Linked DNA regions of Homo sapiens: region 1 is linked to region 2. Evidence: chromatin loops called from intact Hi-C (ENCODE). Cell type or tissue: Caco-2. All regions are shown on one strand. Each heading gives the region's core, and the rest is flanking DNA. Links, peaks and the distances in the headings are about the cores only.

Region 1 (8,334 bases), core at 166-8,165, 160 kb before region 2:
CTTTCTTCTCTTCTCTCCTCTCCTCTCCTTTCCTCTCCTCTCCTTTCCTTTCCTTTTCTTTTCTTTCTACCAGCTTTTCCTAGCTCTTTATTGTGGTAAAATAAACCTAAGCTAAAATTTACCGTGGAAACCATTTTGAAGCACACAGTTCAGTGGTGTTAGCACATCACACTGCTGTGCAGCTGTCGCCACCAGCCATTTCCAGGACTTTTCCATCATCCCAACCTCAAACTCCACCCATGAAACACAAGCTGCCCAACTCCCGCCTTGCGTCCCCATCCCTGGCGGCCACTGCTTCTGCTGCTATGAATCTGACTGTTCCAGGCACCTCACATAAGTGGACTCATACAATATCTGTCCTTTTGCGTCTGACTTCTCTATTTAATTTTTTTAAATAAAACTTTTTTAGAGACGTGGTCTCGTTATGTTGCCCAGGCTGGTCACGAACTCCTGGCCTCTGGTTATCCTCCTGCCTCACCATGCCTGGCTTTTTAATTTAATTTTTAAAGGCAGGTAGGAACTAAGTGGGCCACAGAGGAGCTGCCTGCAGAGGTGAAGACAGTGTTGGTTGTGCTGAGAGAAGCAGGAAAGCAGGTCAGGGTGTAGGGCTGGAAGGCAGGGGCAGTTCTGGAAGGCAGGGGCCCCGGTTCTGGGAAGCCTCGCCCAGCTCTTCCGCAGCTGCCAACCCTCCCGGAGTAACGAGTGCCTGTCAAACAAATAATGGGGGTTGATATTGGGACATGGCTGCTGGCTTTATATTAATAATTGTAGTAATAAAGTTGATCGCAGGTAGGATGGAGGAGGCACCTGCCTGGTGAGGTGAGACTATGGTCAGATTCACGGAGGCATCTGCCTGGTGAGATGAGACAATGGTCGGATTCACTGAGGCTCCTGCGTGTCCCGGATTTCCTGCTGGGGGAGGATGTGCTGCTCAGCGGTTCCCACACCTGCTTCTATGGGAGAAGCAAGAAGAAGTCAGAAGGGTGGGCGAAGAAGTCAGAAGCTTCTGTTATTGGTTCGGGGAGATGCTGTGTCGGGGGCACCAATTATACGGGGAACAAACCGGTTGCCAACTCCTGACCCTTGGAGTTGACCCCACACCGCTTAAACCTCTGCGCTGGTTCCCCAGGGGCCCACAGTGAGGTCTGTAACTCAGGGAGAGGCGCTGGAGCGGGGTGTGGGAGAGCGGTGTGCAGGACGGGCTCCATGCACTTGGAAATTATAAACTGCCTTATGAGACAGGGGTACGGTGTGTGTGCATTTTCCTGGGAGACTCCATAGTTTTTACCACATTGTGTAAAGCAACGCTGTGCAGTAGAAATATTACGCCATACACAATACATATGTACAGTTTTAGTTGTCAAAGAAACTGAAAGAAGATCTTGATGAACATGGATGGCACAGATGTGAGGAAAGCACCATTATTAAAGAATATGCGTTTATGTAATGCATTAAAAGGTAACAAAATGGATAAGCAGGTAACACAATAGCAAAGACCGAGAGTGAATTGCAGTCATCCACTGGGGAACTGAGGAGTCAGGGTTTCTCATTACAAAACTCCCTGATGGAAGACTATTATTTATCAACTATTTATTGTCTTTCCACTAAACAAGAAGTGATTGTCATCTTTTCAGATGAGCGCCACAGGCTTTGCAAAAGATAATTGCCAATTAACCTTTGTGCCTGGATTTTCTAATTTCTAAAAATATTACTACATGACTCCAAAGTTTGTTATAAAGACAAACAATTGACATGATGTATACTAAAGTAACAAAAATGTTGACCACACAGGAGGGGCTGGTTACTGTCAGACTCCCTTGTTCTGTCAGTATCAAGAAAACATCTGTCCTTTAAGGTTTACATAAAGACAAAGTATCATGATGAGGTATCTTAAAATTGGTAGTACTAACAAAAATTTTGAACTCCCAGTTGTGCAATTTTAATGTGTGAAAACAATAAAACATACTGATAAATAACAAAAGCCCTATAGTCAGACAACATAGGTTCAAGTTTCGGCTTGATCTCAACTAGGGTTTCAATGTTGAAAAAAAATGCCATGTGGTCTTTCCAACTTCATTTCCTTATGTAACATTGGAGATATTAATAAATTCACTGTGATTAAGAGTTAAATGGAAGAGTTATTGAGAAGGTGTTAGAATGGTTCTAACATACATGGGTATTATGAGCCAATATTTGTAGTACCATTGTAGCATAAGGAAATACCATCTGCTGAGAGAGGCACAATAATGATTATCTTCATGATAATAGTTTAAGAGCTACCAGATACAGAATGAAGGGGCTGTAAAATGATAATGTTACGATTGATTTTGATGCTTATGCCAGAATCCATTCTAGGATAGCTCCTGCCTGAAAAGAACTGGGACTCATTTCTTTGGAATCACAGGACACTGAGTGTGGCAAAAAGAAAAGAAAAATATGGAAATCACGTAAGTGATTTTAAAAGTAAAAAGTAACAGAAGAAATTAGTGATATATTTTATTTAATCCAATATATCCAAAATATGGTCATTTTAGCATGTAATCAATATAGATTTTAATGAGATAGTCTATGTTCTTTTTTCCTAAGTCTGAAATTCGGTGTGTATTTACACTGACAGCACATCTCAATTTAGACTAGCCACATTTCCAATGCTGAGTGGCTGCATGTACCTGGCGGCTACCATACTGGACAGCACAGGTCTAAGGATTTCATTCCTGGTTCAAGACCAGACTCCTAGCCTTGGTTTTGGGTGTTTTTCACAAACTGGCCTCTCTTTATCATTCTTTTTCCTGGTACTTCCTCAAGGATGACTGTGTTCCCACCACTCAAGACCACCTGCCGTTTCACTACATACCTTTGTTCAAGCTGTTTCTTTTACCTGGGATGCTCCCTCGTTTTGTTTTGTTTTGTTTTGTTTTGTTTTGTTTTTTGAGACAGGATCTTACTCTGTTGCCCAGGCTGGAGTACACTGGCATGATCATGGCTCACTGCAGCCTGGATCGACCTCCTGGGGCTCAGATGATCCTCTCACCTCATCCCTCCTGAGTAGCTGAGACTACAGACCTGTGCCACCATGCCCAGCTAATTAAAAAAAATTTTTTTTTTTTTGGTAGAGATAGGAGTCTGTGTTGACCAGGCTGGTCTTGATTCTTCCACCATGGCCTCCCAAACTTCTGGGATTATAGGTGTGAGCCACTGCTCCCTACCTGGACTGCTGTCTCTGCACCTTCTCCCTGGGCCTGGTAGAGAGGCACACATTCTGCTAAGAGGCTTTTCCTGACTTCCCTAACCCTAGAAGGGATTTGTCCCTCCTTATCATTGTACTCATGGCTGGATTAAAGTTTAATTGTTTTTGTGGCTATTTCCCTGGCTGTAGTGTAGTGTCTTATTCATCTTTGTTGTGATCATGGTCTGCACAGAAGAGAGGATCAGTAGATGTTTGCAGACAGAATGAATAAACCACCCATCAGTCTCTTAATGCTTGAATGGGCTTGCTACTCCCTTGCTTAGATTTGTGTCTGTACAATCCTCTCACGTGGATAGTACAGTAAACACACACAGACACCCTCAGATGTGGTAACTAACAAGAAATTCATGTTAAGATGTGCACAGAAAATATCTTGTATCTTTATCCTCCGCCTCATCTTACAGATGGGAAAACTGAGGCACAGAACTAAGTTAGAATGACCAGCAAATTTCCATCAGTATAAATACAAAGAAGGGGAAAGGAGAATATTCTGAAAACGGGTGTGGTGGTCTCACACGATCGGGTTCCTCGGATGGTGGAGGATCAGTTGGCCGTGCCTTGGTTATCTGACAGGATAGAAGAGAAGTGGGAGGTGAGGAGTAGCTCCTGGGTCCTCATGAGTATTCGAGGCAGGTTCAGGTCTGAGAAGCCAAGGATATCCTTCCTGGAAGCCTGAGTTAGGAGGAGGAACTCACTGCTGGAGAAAAAGTTGAAGAGGAAGGAGGACGGACATCTCAGATCATGGGAAGTGCTGGCCTGAGCAGGCAAGGAGAGAACCATCGGGGTAGAAGAAGGGGCTGAGGAAGCCGGCAGGGGGAGCAGAGGAGTAGGTGCCAGCATGGTGAAGAGGTGCAGTGCATTATGTATGATACACATGCATCATGCACCATGTGTGTTGACTGTTGTGTGAAATGTATTTATTGGTTTCCAAGGGGCAGGGGAGAGGCTGGAGGGAGGGCAGCAGCTGTCCCACCACCAGGAGAGCTGCTCTGGCGCCAGCCTCCCCATCCTGGGGGTTCCCTGCTACAAGTCTTCAGCTCTGCTTTGTCCCCCAGAGGCCAAAATAGCGGTGCACAGCCAGGAGAGACAATGAGGAGCAAGGCACGTGGCTGGGCTGGAGGGCTGATGGTGCAGGGACAGTCAGCCTTGGGCCATCAGGCCTGGCTCTGTCTGTCCCGCCAGCTTCGGGCTTTTTATAAAGAGGCTGTGTTAGGTGAGCCTGGAGTGAGCTGTGCATGGACCTCATCTGACTGTGGCATGCCAACCCTTTGCAGAGGTGGTCTAAGGAGACGGGGACCCCGGACTGACCTGGGCTTGAATCTCCCCAGCAGCTGACTGGCCCTACCCACAGCCCACATCAAGTAATGGGAGAAGCTGACCAGGGCAACTGAAAAAGGAGCCCAACCCAGCTCTGTTAAACTTTTCTCTAGCACTTTCTTCCTTCTCAAGCCTTTGCCGCCATACACCTGAGATTGTCCCTGTGCCACCCCAAAGGTTTGTGGCCTTTGTAAGCTGGTATAGGGAGGACAGCATGGGGGCCTGTGTTAGTTTCATGGAATCACCAATGGGTTTTCCTTTTTTTTTTGGTGGCACAGGGGTCCTGTGCCCATACTGTGGGCAGTGTGACAGAGTCCCTGAGGGCAAGGCCATAGGCCTGGTGGCTGGCATGCGCTGTGATGGGAGGTGTCTGGTTCCCCGCAGGAGGCGAGTGGGTTGTAAGTAGCTGATGCCGGGCTGCAGTGAGAGTTGCCTCTAGTGTAATTTTTGATTTTGGGAGTGCCTTGGCTGGGGCTGGGAGGGATGGAAGTGGTTAAATGTGGCCTCATTGGCTGATTGGCATTTCTTGAGTTGGATACTAATTCCTTCAGGAGGTCAGAGAAGCTCCCCAGCGGCACCCCTGATCTTGACTTTGGAGGCCAGGTTAAATCTTTCAGGGGGACTACATAAGTCATGAGTATTCTGCATTGCCTAAAAGACAGCCTCCTGAGTAGCTGGGATGACAGGCATGCATCACCACACCTGGCTAATTTTTGTATTTTCAGTAGAGATGGGGTTTCACCATGTTGGCCAGGTTGGTCTCAAACTCCTGACCTCAGGTGATCTGCCCTCCTCGTCCTCCCAAAGTGCTGGCATTACAGGCATGAGCCACAATGCACCTGGCCTGGTTGTTTCTGTTGAATAAGCAAGAGCAAGAACAAATTTATTCCTCAGATCTTATATGAAAATGTACAGTAAGTGTTTCTTTTTGCTGTTGTCAATCTGTTTCTGTTCTGTTCATTGAACTTTGTTCTTAGCTCCTCTTGCCAGCTCACAATTTAACATAGGTGCTCTCCTAACCCCTCTGTTCGATCTTTATAATACAACATCATTTCCCACCTCCAGGTCTTGGTGGTGGGAGTGCTTATCTTTCTCATGAAGGGTTGGAGGAGTGGAGGGAGGGCCTGTTGGGATCTACTTTGATTTTATTTATTTTTTTGAGACAGGGTCTCACTCTGCCACCCAGGCTGGAGTGCATTGGCATAATCATGGCTCATTGCAGCCTTGACCTCCCAGGCTTAAGGGATCCTTCCACCTCAGCCTCTCATGTAGCTGGGACTGCAGGCACGTGTCACCACACCCAGTAAATTAAAAATTTTTTTCTTTTTAGAGATGGGGTCTCACTATGTTGCCCAGGCTGGTTTCAAACACCTGAACTCAAGTGATCCTCCTGCCTCAGCCTCCCTAAGTTGAGCTTACAGGTGTGAGTCACCATGCCCAGCCTGAGATCTGCTTTAAAGTTGCCCACCCTGAGCCTACCCCAGCCTACACTTGACCAAGGGCCTCACATGACTCTGTTCACTCCACATATGGGAAGTGCCTGAACTCAGAAGTAATGATTCTGATTTATATCCAGGTTGGAGTATAATTAGTAGTTGTGATTTAATGTCAATGTGGCCTGAAACTTTGCCATCTTCTCCGTCTCTGTTTATGTGTATTTAAATGGTCAGCTCCCAAGGTAGGGTGGTGACATGGCATCAGAATTTGACCCCGGGGTCCCTGAGCAAGTCACACCTCTGAGCCTTGGGTTCCTGCACCAGGGGATCATGATGTCATCTCACAAGGGTGTGAGGGGCAAATAACAGCACTTCTCAGGCCCAGCTCACATAGCACTTGGTAGACATCATTTCTTTCCTGCACTCTTCCCTGAGAGAAGTGGGGCCACTCTTACGGAGGCAGAAGTGCCTGGTTCCAGCTCCTAGCTCTGCGGGCAAGTCACTTAGCCTCAGAGGCCTCAGCCTGCTCATCTGTAAAATAAACTAATAACAGTTGTCTTACCTATCTCATACAGCTAGAAGGAGGACTAAATAGAAGAGCAGTCATAGGCTCTTAGGGCTGGAAAGGGCTTTGGATATTATTAGTTTCAACTTTTTGTTTTATAGATGGAAAAACCAAGGCTTAGAGGAGTGAATGATGCCCAGGATGACGCGGCCCGTTAGCAGCATGTGGTCAGGGTGCCGTGATGTTTGGCCTTATGACACTGCTTCGTCTAAAGGCCTACTTGTTTGTTAACTCATAAGCATATGCAGAGAGGCTCACCTTTCTCTGTGTGGCGGTGGACGGACAGATGGCCCCTCTCCTGCCATCTGCTCTGGCTTGTACAAGCCGGGCTGAAGGAGGTCATGTATCATCGCACCAAGGTGGGGTGGCACTTCTGTTGCCGGGCTGAAAACGTGTCTTGCTTGCTGCTTCCCTCCTTCATGGCTCACACAGCCCATATCTGGCTGTTTATGAACGAGATTCCCTCTGTGCCCAGCATCATGCTTGATGCTAGGACACTGCACAGAGAAGTCTGAACAGAGGCTCCTGCCCTCATGCAGCCATTTGTAGCCAGAACAGGCACCCGGCAAAAGGTCAGTGCTCACAGGGTGGGAGAATGCTCTAAGGCTGATGAGGGGTACAGACAGTTGCAGCCACTGCAGAGCAATAGGGGGTCGGCAGGCCTGGAGGAGGAGGTGGGGCTTCAGCTGGCCTTGAAGGCCCTGGATTGGATTGAGAACAGGGCAGAGAAGACAAGGAAGGCTTTTTGGGTAGGAAGATGTGCTGTGAGCAGGGTCTGGAGGCAGAGGTGTGGAAGGCGCATTTGCGAGAACCAAGGTTCATGCTGAAGAGCGGGGAGGCTCCAGGGGAAGAGCATTTTGATTTGCAGGGAGGTTTTATAGTGTTAGTCATTGGGCAGGCAGTGTCTGAGTGATTTAGCTCGTCTAACACAGCGATTGGGGTCATTATTTTGGCTCAGAGCATTGCTGAAAGCCTGGCTTACCTGTCACTGTGACCCTTGGCTTACCCACCTCAAGGATGTAATGGGGCCAGAGGGAGGCAGGTGACCTTCCGAGTCTCTCCTTCTCTTAGAAGCCTGGGTCGAATGGCGCACAGGGAACTCAGGGAAATGGGTGGGAACCCAGTCTTGCTTTAGATTCGCATTGGCCCCTTCTGTGTTGCAGAATGACTTCTCATCTCAGTCACTATCTTAATTTATTGACGAAAACTTGTTTTATGGTCCAGAGCACAGATGGCAGCAGCTCCCTGCCAAAAGAAAGCGTGCCTGCAAATCGGAAAAGCGGGCTGCCTCCCAGGAGGATGGTGGAGGGAGTAGAGCCTGTCTAGCCAGATGCTGCTGCTGGTCCTGGGTGGATGGGCTCCGGGAGGCCAGCAGAGTGGCCCCCTGATGTGCAGGCTGGGGCTGGAGCAGCTGGGGCAGTGGCAGGACCTCCTCACCTCTCTCCACTACCAGCTCCTGACTCATGGCTGCCCTGCTTCAGCCTGGTCTCTTTAGCCTAGCGCATTTAGCCTGGGGCTGCAGGCACCATCCACAGCAGCACAGCACCAATGAGGAAGGACAGGGAAGAGGGCTCTGGGTTCTGGGAGCAGGCATGGCTGTACCACAAGGAGCTCTGTGACTGTGGACATGTTTCTCTGGGGAAACTGTGGACAGGAAGCTTTCAGCAGAGGAACCTGAATTGTTCCATGCATACCTTCAAATATTTAAAGGCCTGTTTTACTTGTTCTTGGTAGATTTCTTGAGCAAAACTAGGACTGATGTGTGTTAG
Region 2 (8,334 bases), core at 327-8,326:
TGACTCAGAGGGGTTCACAAGAGAAACAAAGATGGGGTGACCCTCTGGGGCCCAACCTTAATCTGATGGTAACCAAAAAATGGTGCCTTCTACACTGGCTTTGCTGCTGGGTAAATTCACTCTCAGCCACCCATTTGCTCTACTGTGTGAAATTGTTGCCTTAATTTTAGAGCATTTATTGTTTTCAGTGGGAATTAGGGGCTTCAAACAGGGCCAGAAATGGAAAGGGTAGTCATGGCAGGAATATGAATTGGGCACCATGGTAGTGTGGAGAGAGCACTGGGTGTTTGGACCCCAGGACTCTAATCCTGACAGTAATGTTTAATTATGGGACCTGGAGCAGGTGGCCAATTCTCTGTGCCTCATCTTTCTGCATCTGGAAAACAAATACATTGGTCTTTATATGGGGGTACCCACACAGGCCACCAAGGTGCAAAATGAAGATATTAGACTTTATATGGATAATTATGCTATCTTTAAAAAAATCTATCTGGATAGTGACTGGTTCCCTACATCAGGCAGTCATGGCACATAGATGTTACTGAGGGAAGGAGGGGGTTCATTATGCAAAAGTGTGGACAATGGCCTCCTGACTACTTTGTTAGCTTTCATATTGCAATGTTTTGCAGTTTGCTCATGCTCCATTAAAATGTATTATCTGGTTTGAACTAAACTAACCCTCATGAAATGGATGAGTGACTTAAAGATTCCTGCAAAGAACCACCATGGCACACATTTACCTAAGTAACAAACCTGCACATCCTGCACATGTATCCCAGAAATTAAAATAAAGATTTCTGCAAAGAAATGGGTAGGTTGAAGAGAACAGTAATTATACAAAGACAAGAAAACAGCAAGCGAATGTCAGAATCAACCCTCCTGTGCCTGGAATAATCTCTGAATCAGTGTCACTATTAGCTAAAAACAATGAAGACCTAATTGGATCCAACAAGAAGTTGTCTTAAAACCCCCAAATTCTCTTTTTATTTTTAATTTTTTAATTAAATTAATTTTTTTTGAGACTGAGTCTCACTCTGTAGTCCCAGCTGGAGTACAGTGGTGTGATCTCAGCTCACTGCAACCTCTGCCTCCCAGTTTCAAGAGATTCCCCTGCCTCAGCCTACTGAGTAGCTGGGATTACAGGCACCTTCCACCATGCCTGGCTAATTTTTTTTTTTTTTTTTTTTGTATTTTTAGTAGAGATGGGGTTTTGCCATGTTGGCCAGGCTGGTCTCGAACTCCTGACCTCAGGTGATCCACCAGCCTCGGCCTCCCAAAGTGCTGGGATTACAGGAGTGAGCCTGGCCCCCAATTCTCTTAAGATATGGATTTCTTCCTCTTACTAACAATACACTTTGTTCAGTGTGCACATTGTGCCTTTGCCAGTTATCTTTTTCAGCTCTGACAACCATTAAAAGCAAGCCTGAATATAAATGAAACTTTCGAAAAAAAAAAAGAAATTGAACTTTTGAATTGATGTATGAAAAGTCTGGTATTTGAGATATTTGAATTGATGTATCTCAAAGAATAATTCCAAGGTTTTTTAAAAAGGTGCAAATTCTACCACATTGCTCTCACTACAAATATGATTATGGATAATATTTTAATGAGAGCAGACATTTTTATGTAATTAATAACTAAAGGTGAATATGTTAAGAACTTTTTAGTTTTTATAGCATATTTTAAAAAGCATTTGTTTCATAGTGAATATATTAGTAAGTACATACATGTATTATATAGAAAGAAATACCTCCTCCGCTGTCTGGCTGTGTGACCTTGGGCTAGTCTAGCAGGGTCCAGAGGACTCAGTGAGAATGACAGAATCTGTACCTCGTGGGCTGGGCAGGGGTTCCAGGGGCGCTGGAAAGCGGGGTACTGTGGAGCCCTGCGGGACGCTGTGCCCCACGGGGTCTGTCTGGGTGTGGAGGCAGCTGTCCAGCCAGCGGAGGTGGACCCGGCCCGGAGCTCAGACAAGCATGTCGGTTCCCTGAGAATCCCTTGGCTAAAGGCTGCCCTTCCCAAGCCCGCCCTCTCCCTGCAACCCAGTTAAGCCATATCCAGGGGTCCTGGTGCCTTGCGACCCCACAGGGCCTCAGGAGTCTGGCGGTTTCCCACACCTTTGCACTCATGCACCTCATGGGTGGGCGACAGGTAGATCAGACCCTCCTAGGGCTCCAGCGCTCCTGGCCCTGCGGGGTCAGAAATAGGGCCTGTGTCTGCACCCTCCTCCCTCCTGGACCTTGCAGACAGCAGCGAGCCCCAGGCGCAGTTCTGCCCTTCTACCCGGGTCACGGGGATGCTGCCTGCAGCCCTGCCTCCTGGAGGGGCCCACTTACCACAGACAGAGGCAGGAAGGACATGTTTTCCCCTTTTTGGTTCCAGGGGTGATGTCAGGTCGAGAGGCGGCTGGTCTTGGCAGTGGGATGTATGACCTGCCGGCCTCTACTTGCACCCTTTACTGGACCCCACAACTGTTAGCCCTGGGCCCCCCTCACCCCTCCCCTGCAGCAGCCACAGCCTCCTGATTCTCTGACCCATTCTTCAAGACACAACCAGAAAGCCAATGTGATCAGATGAGACCTTCCCTTAAAGCCCTTCACAGACCACCTTATCACCCAAGTAAAGGCCCCCTGCCCCATCCAAAAAAAATATGTATATGTCTGTGTGTGTGAATATATGTATGTGTATATATGTCTGTATATGTATATGTATGTATATGTATGCATACATATACATACACATGTATGTGTATGTGTACGTATATGTATATGTATGTATACATGTACATACATATATACACACACATATATGAATAATGTGCTCTATACTTTTTACTGATTGAAATATCCAATCAAAGAAGGGTGACAACGTAGATTGGGTGGTTGTTGAGCAGTCTTTTGGTGGTGATAGTCTCCTTGGAATCTGTTTCAGAAACCAGGCACAGTTATAGGAGAAGCTTTTTGGAATATATTAAGATCAAACACTTAGTAATGATTTTTAAAAGATCAAGCATCGTTTATTGAGACCAACAAATAACTTTCACCTTTTTACTACTGTGGAACATAAAAATATTAACGGAGGATTTTTTTTCTATTTTAAATGTCCCTCACTGCTGAACTGCTCATAGATATTATGTTTTTAAGGGAGTAGTGGAATTAATCATTAAATGCAAATTTACTACTTATATTTCCCAGAAAGTATATCATGGGAATTACAAATAATCTCCATTTTCTAAAATTATCCTCAAATTTATAATGCTATCAGGATGTAAGGTGAGTTAAAGTACAATTGCATTTTTTTAAAGTTTTAAAAACTAAAACTGAATGTAGATAATTCCAAAATATTTTGAGAAGGCCTCCTCAGTGTTCCATGATTTTGACATGTGTGGTTATGTGGAGGCTCAGTGAACCCGCAGGGTAACACACTTCTATTTTTGGATGGAGGCATGCAGGGAGAAAGGATGAAAAGGACAACGCAGCTTTGATAGGAAGCCTGCTTTTGGGGAAGGGATGGTCCACTCAGGCTTCCTGGAGGGTGGGAGTTCTTCCTGCCCAACATTGCCCCTCGTTTTCCCAGAGGAGCTTAAAACCCCAGTGAAAAAGCCACAGTTCCTGGAAAGTGTTATGGATCTGATAGCATTACATTTTATAAGCTATTAATACCCAAATTCACCATGTCCAAAAATGAGTTCCTTAATGACTAAGCCCCCTATCCATCACTAAACCAGCTTTGTCTCTCTATCAAAGTAAATGGCCCTGATATGGCTCCAATGACTGGAGGAACATCAGGTCCTTGGTCTCATGCTGATTTAGATAAAATGACATGGACACATGCGGAGTGGTTTAAGGAGCGGATAATTTAATAGGCAAGAAAGAAGAAAGAAGAAAGAAAGAAGAGAACAGCTCCCCTGTACAGAGACAGAGGGAGGGCAGAAAAGTGGTCGGTTATATGGGAGGCTGGAGGAGGCAGTATCTGATTTGCATAGAGCTGTAGGGTCCAGCCCTACTGGGTCTGTGGGTTTTTCTCCTGGTGTGCGGAGATGAGAGGTCGTAGAAATAAAGACACAAGACAAAGAGATAGAAGAAAAGACAGCTGGGCCCGGGGGACCACTACCACCTAGATGTGGAGACTGGCAGTGGCCCCGAATGCCTGGTCGCGCTGTTATTTATTGTGTACAAGGCAAAGGGGCAGGGTAAGGAGTGTGAGTCATCTCCAGTGATTAATAAGGTCATGTGAGTCACGTGTCCACCGGACAGGGGGCCTTTCCCTTTTAGGTAGCCGAGCTGGAGAGAGGACAGCTTACGTCATTATTTCTTCTATGCTCTTCTCAGAAAGATCAAAGACTTTAATACTTTCACTAATTCTGCTATTGCTATCTAGAAGGCGGAGCCAGGTGTACAGAGCAGAACATGAAAGTGAAACAGGAGCGTGACCTCTGAAGCACAGCATCACAGCGAGACGTTTAGGTCTCCGGATGGCTGCGGGCGGGCCTGACTGATGTCAGGCCTTCCACAAGAGGTGGTGGAGCAGAGTCTTCTCTAACTCCACCGGGGAAAGGGAGACTCCCTTTCCCGATCTGCTAAGTAACGGGTGCCTTCCCAGGCACTAGCGTTACCACTAGACCAAGGAGCCCTCTAGTGGCCCTGTCCGGGTGTGACAGAGGGCTCACACTAGTCTTCTGGTCACTTCTCACCATGTCCCTTCAGCTCCTATCTCTGTATGTCCTGGTTTTTCCTAGGTTATAATTGTAGAACAAAGATTATTATAATATTAGAATAAAGAGTAATGCTATAAACTAATGATTAGTAATATTCATATATAATCATATCTATATTCTATGCCTAATATAACTATTCTTATTTTAAGTATTTTCTTTATTATACTGGAATAGCTTGTGCTTTTAGTCTCTTGCCTCGTCACCTGGGTGGCTTGCCGCCCACAGAGGGCCCAGGGGATTGGTTTGACCAGGTGTGTCATTCACGAAGCCCGTGAAAAACCCGGCCCTCCCACCTTATCCTTTTAATGTGCAAATGTGGGCCGCTCTGATGTCCTGAACACATGCAGTTACCTGGAGGTGGCCATGACACTTGGCATACCTGGTGACAAGAAGAAGGCACGAATCACCATATTGGGTGGACTCAGCTTCTAATGGCCTGCGTTTGCATATCAAAGCTTGCCAGCCTGGCCCTTTAATTTGCCTTTCTGTTAGAAAAGAAATGATTTGGCCAGGTGCGGTGGCTGATGCCTGTAATCCTAGCACTTTGGGAGGCTGAGGTAGGCGGATCACTTGAGGTCAGGAGTTTGAGATCAGCCTGGCTAACATGGTGAAACCCCATCTCTACTAAAAATACAAAAAAAAAAATTAGCCAGGCTTGGTGGCGGGCACCTATAATCCTAGCTACATGGGAGGCTGAGACAGGAGAATCACTTGAACCAGGGAGGCAGAGGTTACAGTGAGCCCAGATTGCACCATTGCACTCCAGCCTGGGCGACAGAGTGAGACTGTCTCAAAAAGAAAAGAAAAGGTCTGGGGTTGCTTTTATTAAAAGAAAAAGCCTTACCGAGAATTCCTTTTACCCTTTCTATCTGCCTAAAAATTATTTCTTAGTAACTCCTGTATCATTCCCCCGCTCAAGAGAAGCAAACCTAACTGCTGTCAGGGGGTGTTGGATGGCGATTCTTTCTGGCTACTTCCTGCTGAAAAGGGGTATTGTGTGGGGAACAGCAGTTGTGCCTTCTCCTGAGGTTTATCTAAGGGTTCTTGGAAGAATGGCGTGACCATGTGTAAAAAGTAAAGTAGAGGTTCCTCTTCAAAGACTTTCCGCCCCGTCTAATAAGAAATAAATAGTAACTTCTCTTAAAAGCAAAATTTATTCAAAGACCTGTGCTAACATTCTTAAATATCTGCTAGCCATAATAAAGAAATCAATGTAATTTATGTTCTTAGCTCCCACAATTTAGCCTAAATATTTGCCCTGGCATGCTTATACTGGTCCAAGCAAGCATTAGATCATAGTCTGTTCCTCTTCCTTATTTAAAAGTGTTTTTACCTTTCCCAGCATTCCACAAGTTACTTCCTCCTTCTTTTGTTCTCCTCTACCTTTGCCTCTTTTAAAAAGTTCTAAGTTGCTAGCCAATCGGGACAAATACAGAATGTGAGGTCCCATTCCAGCTATTGGAAACTGGACACAGCAGTAGGGTGGACGCGTCAGGTTATAAATGACCCTGTCTCCTTTGTTCAGTGTACTCTCCTGGCAAAACTGCTGGCGAGTGTACCCTTTCTGCAAGAAGTAAAAATGGCCTTACTAAATAAACTGATGCTCAAGTGCTATTTCTTTACAAGCATTTCAAACACGTGTGGCTTTGCTCGCAGCACCGTTTGGAGTTTGATTGCTTCCAGGTGAAAAGAGATAAATTTTATAAGAAAATTTAAAATATAGGGTTAGAATGTGAGTATTAAGATTACCACCGTGAGTGGGGGTCCTATAGACCCTGAGTTTCATACCTATTAGTTACACCATGGATTGCAATACCAGTATCTCGCTGTACATTACCAGAAACATTAATATAAAAGAAACATTTTCCTTGAGAAAACCATACATTTCCCCTTTGACTTGCCATTAGAGAATAACTTTAAGCTTAGGCCATTTTCCTAACTTGCAATATGCTTGGGAGAAATACATTAGTGGGTGGCTAAAATAACTTTAATGTTAATCTTGACAATTCCTTTCCTTTAATAATTTCATGACTTTCACAGACCCTCTTACAACATACTTAAACTTTCTGACTTGCCCTAAGCATTCATCCTTTAAACAACCAGTCATTTCCTTTTAGGACAAGTATTTACCAATGAAAATCTTTTCTTACATAAAATCTTCCTTTATAATCTTCTCTTTATAGCTTAGAGCACATTATATTACCAACCTTCAGAAAAAGTCCTATTAAACGTAATGATAGTAAAACTTTCATCCTTGCTTCTTATCCACAACTATTACTCCTGCTATAAGCGACACAATTTTGACTAAATCTTTCCTGCAACTATCAATCCTGTTATAAGGTTGATAATTAGGCAAAATATTACAGCAATTAGAATTTTACAACCAGAATTCCACATCTTGGGTGCTACAGTGTGTAGTTCTATTGTAAATAGTAGCGTGAGTATAACAGTTCTTACAAGAGTGGCATAGTGAATAATTTCCATTTAAAACTTTACTTACCAAGATATAACATTTCTCTTTGGGGAGCTACAAAGTTACAAATGCGATTCTATGAATAATTAAAATCTGCCTGCAAATATGCTTTAAAAAGAAGTTTTAATATTTGGTGGTGAACTTTGAGAGTAAAGGGTAGAAATAGCAAAAAGTATCTGGTGAGGCAGGAGTGGGACTGAGTAAGATGAGTAGCCCTCACTCAGTTACTTATCTTTTATGATTTTCAGCTTAAAATCTTCTCTTTCTGGCCCGGCGCGGTGGCTCGCGCCTGTAATCCCAGCACTTTGGGAGGCCAAGGCGGGCGGATCACGAGGTCAGGAGATCGAGACCATCCTGGCTAACACGGTGAAACCCCGTCTGTACTAAAAATACAAAAAAAAAAATTAGCCGGGCGTGGTGATGGGCGCCTGTGGTCCCAGGTACTCCGGAGGCTGAGGCAGGAGAATGGCGTGAACCGTGGGGCGGAGCCTGCAGTGAGCGGAGATCGCGCCACTGCACTCCAGCCTGGGCGACAGGGAGCCTCCGTCTCAAAAACAACAACAACAACAAGAACAACAACAACAACAACAAGAAAAAGAAAAAGATCTCTTTCTCCGCATTGATATTCAGGATATTTCTCTGGGCTGTTAGGGGCTGCTCCCTCAGCTCTTCAGGCTTTGACTTGAGTGTGATGTATTTAGAAGTCGATTCCTGTAACTTTTACTGCCGAGGGGGTTGAAAGAAGAACAGTGTAGGGCCCTTCCCAGCTTGGCTTAGGGAAGGAGACAGAGATGAGAGTTTGTACTAATACCAAATTTCCTGGGTTAAATAAAGGTGATCCTATTTTATTTCTGTAGGGGAATACTGATGTTTAATTTCTTTTTTGGAGCCTTCCTAGATTAGAAGGGCTTGAAGTGCATTAATGCCTTAAAGCTTCCTTGCCTCTGACTTAGCTTTGCCTGATTAGCCATTCTATTTCCTTTGGCTACCTTATCTGTTTCCTTTTGATGTCCCCTATAACGCATGACTGCTATTTTTTGTGGAAGAAAAACTGAGGATAATAACCTGCCAATTTCCTGGCAATATTTTATAGGAGATTCATTAGTGGTAAGAAAATGCCTTTCCTTTTGAATCGCAGCATGAG

The links. Peaks named below come from ENCODE experiments on the same cell type or tissue, not always from the same donor. Only the 100,000 strongest peaks of a DNase experiment are listed, where the experiment ranks them.
Region 1: it touches region 2 in a loop (7-fold over the local background); 2 of 110 quality-filtered maps call a loop at or near these places.

Annotation. Positions count from the first base shown.
Region 1 is chr12:31,008,185-31,016,518 of GRCh38, reverse strand. It overlaps a transcript of TSPAN11 not described here. Among named protein-coding and RNA genes, the nearest start is that of TSPAN11-AS1, 6.4 kb to the right of the region's middle. RefSeq lists a silencer at 3,752-3,953. In Caco-2, for the core only: a CTCF peak has its summit at 4,073 (motif pointing right); no DNase peak of the experiment used is centred there.
Region 2 is chr12:30,847,572-30,855,905 of GRCh38, reverse strand. No RefSeq gene overlaps it. Among named protein-coding and RNA genes, the nearest start is that of LINC00941, 56 kb to the right of the region's middle. RefSeq lists enhancers at 4,225-4,574, 7,023-7,567. In Caco-2, for the core only: a CTCF peak has its summit at 4,653 (motif pointing left); DNase peaks (open chromatin) are centred at 4,215 and 4,585; H3K4me3 peaks cover 521 bases.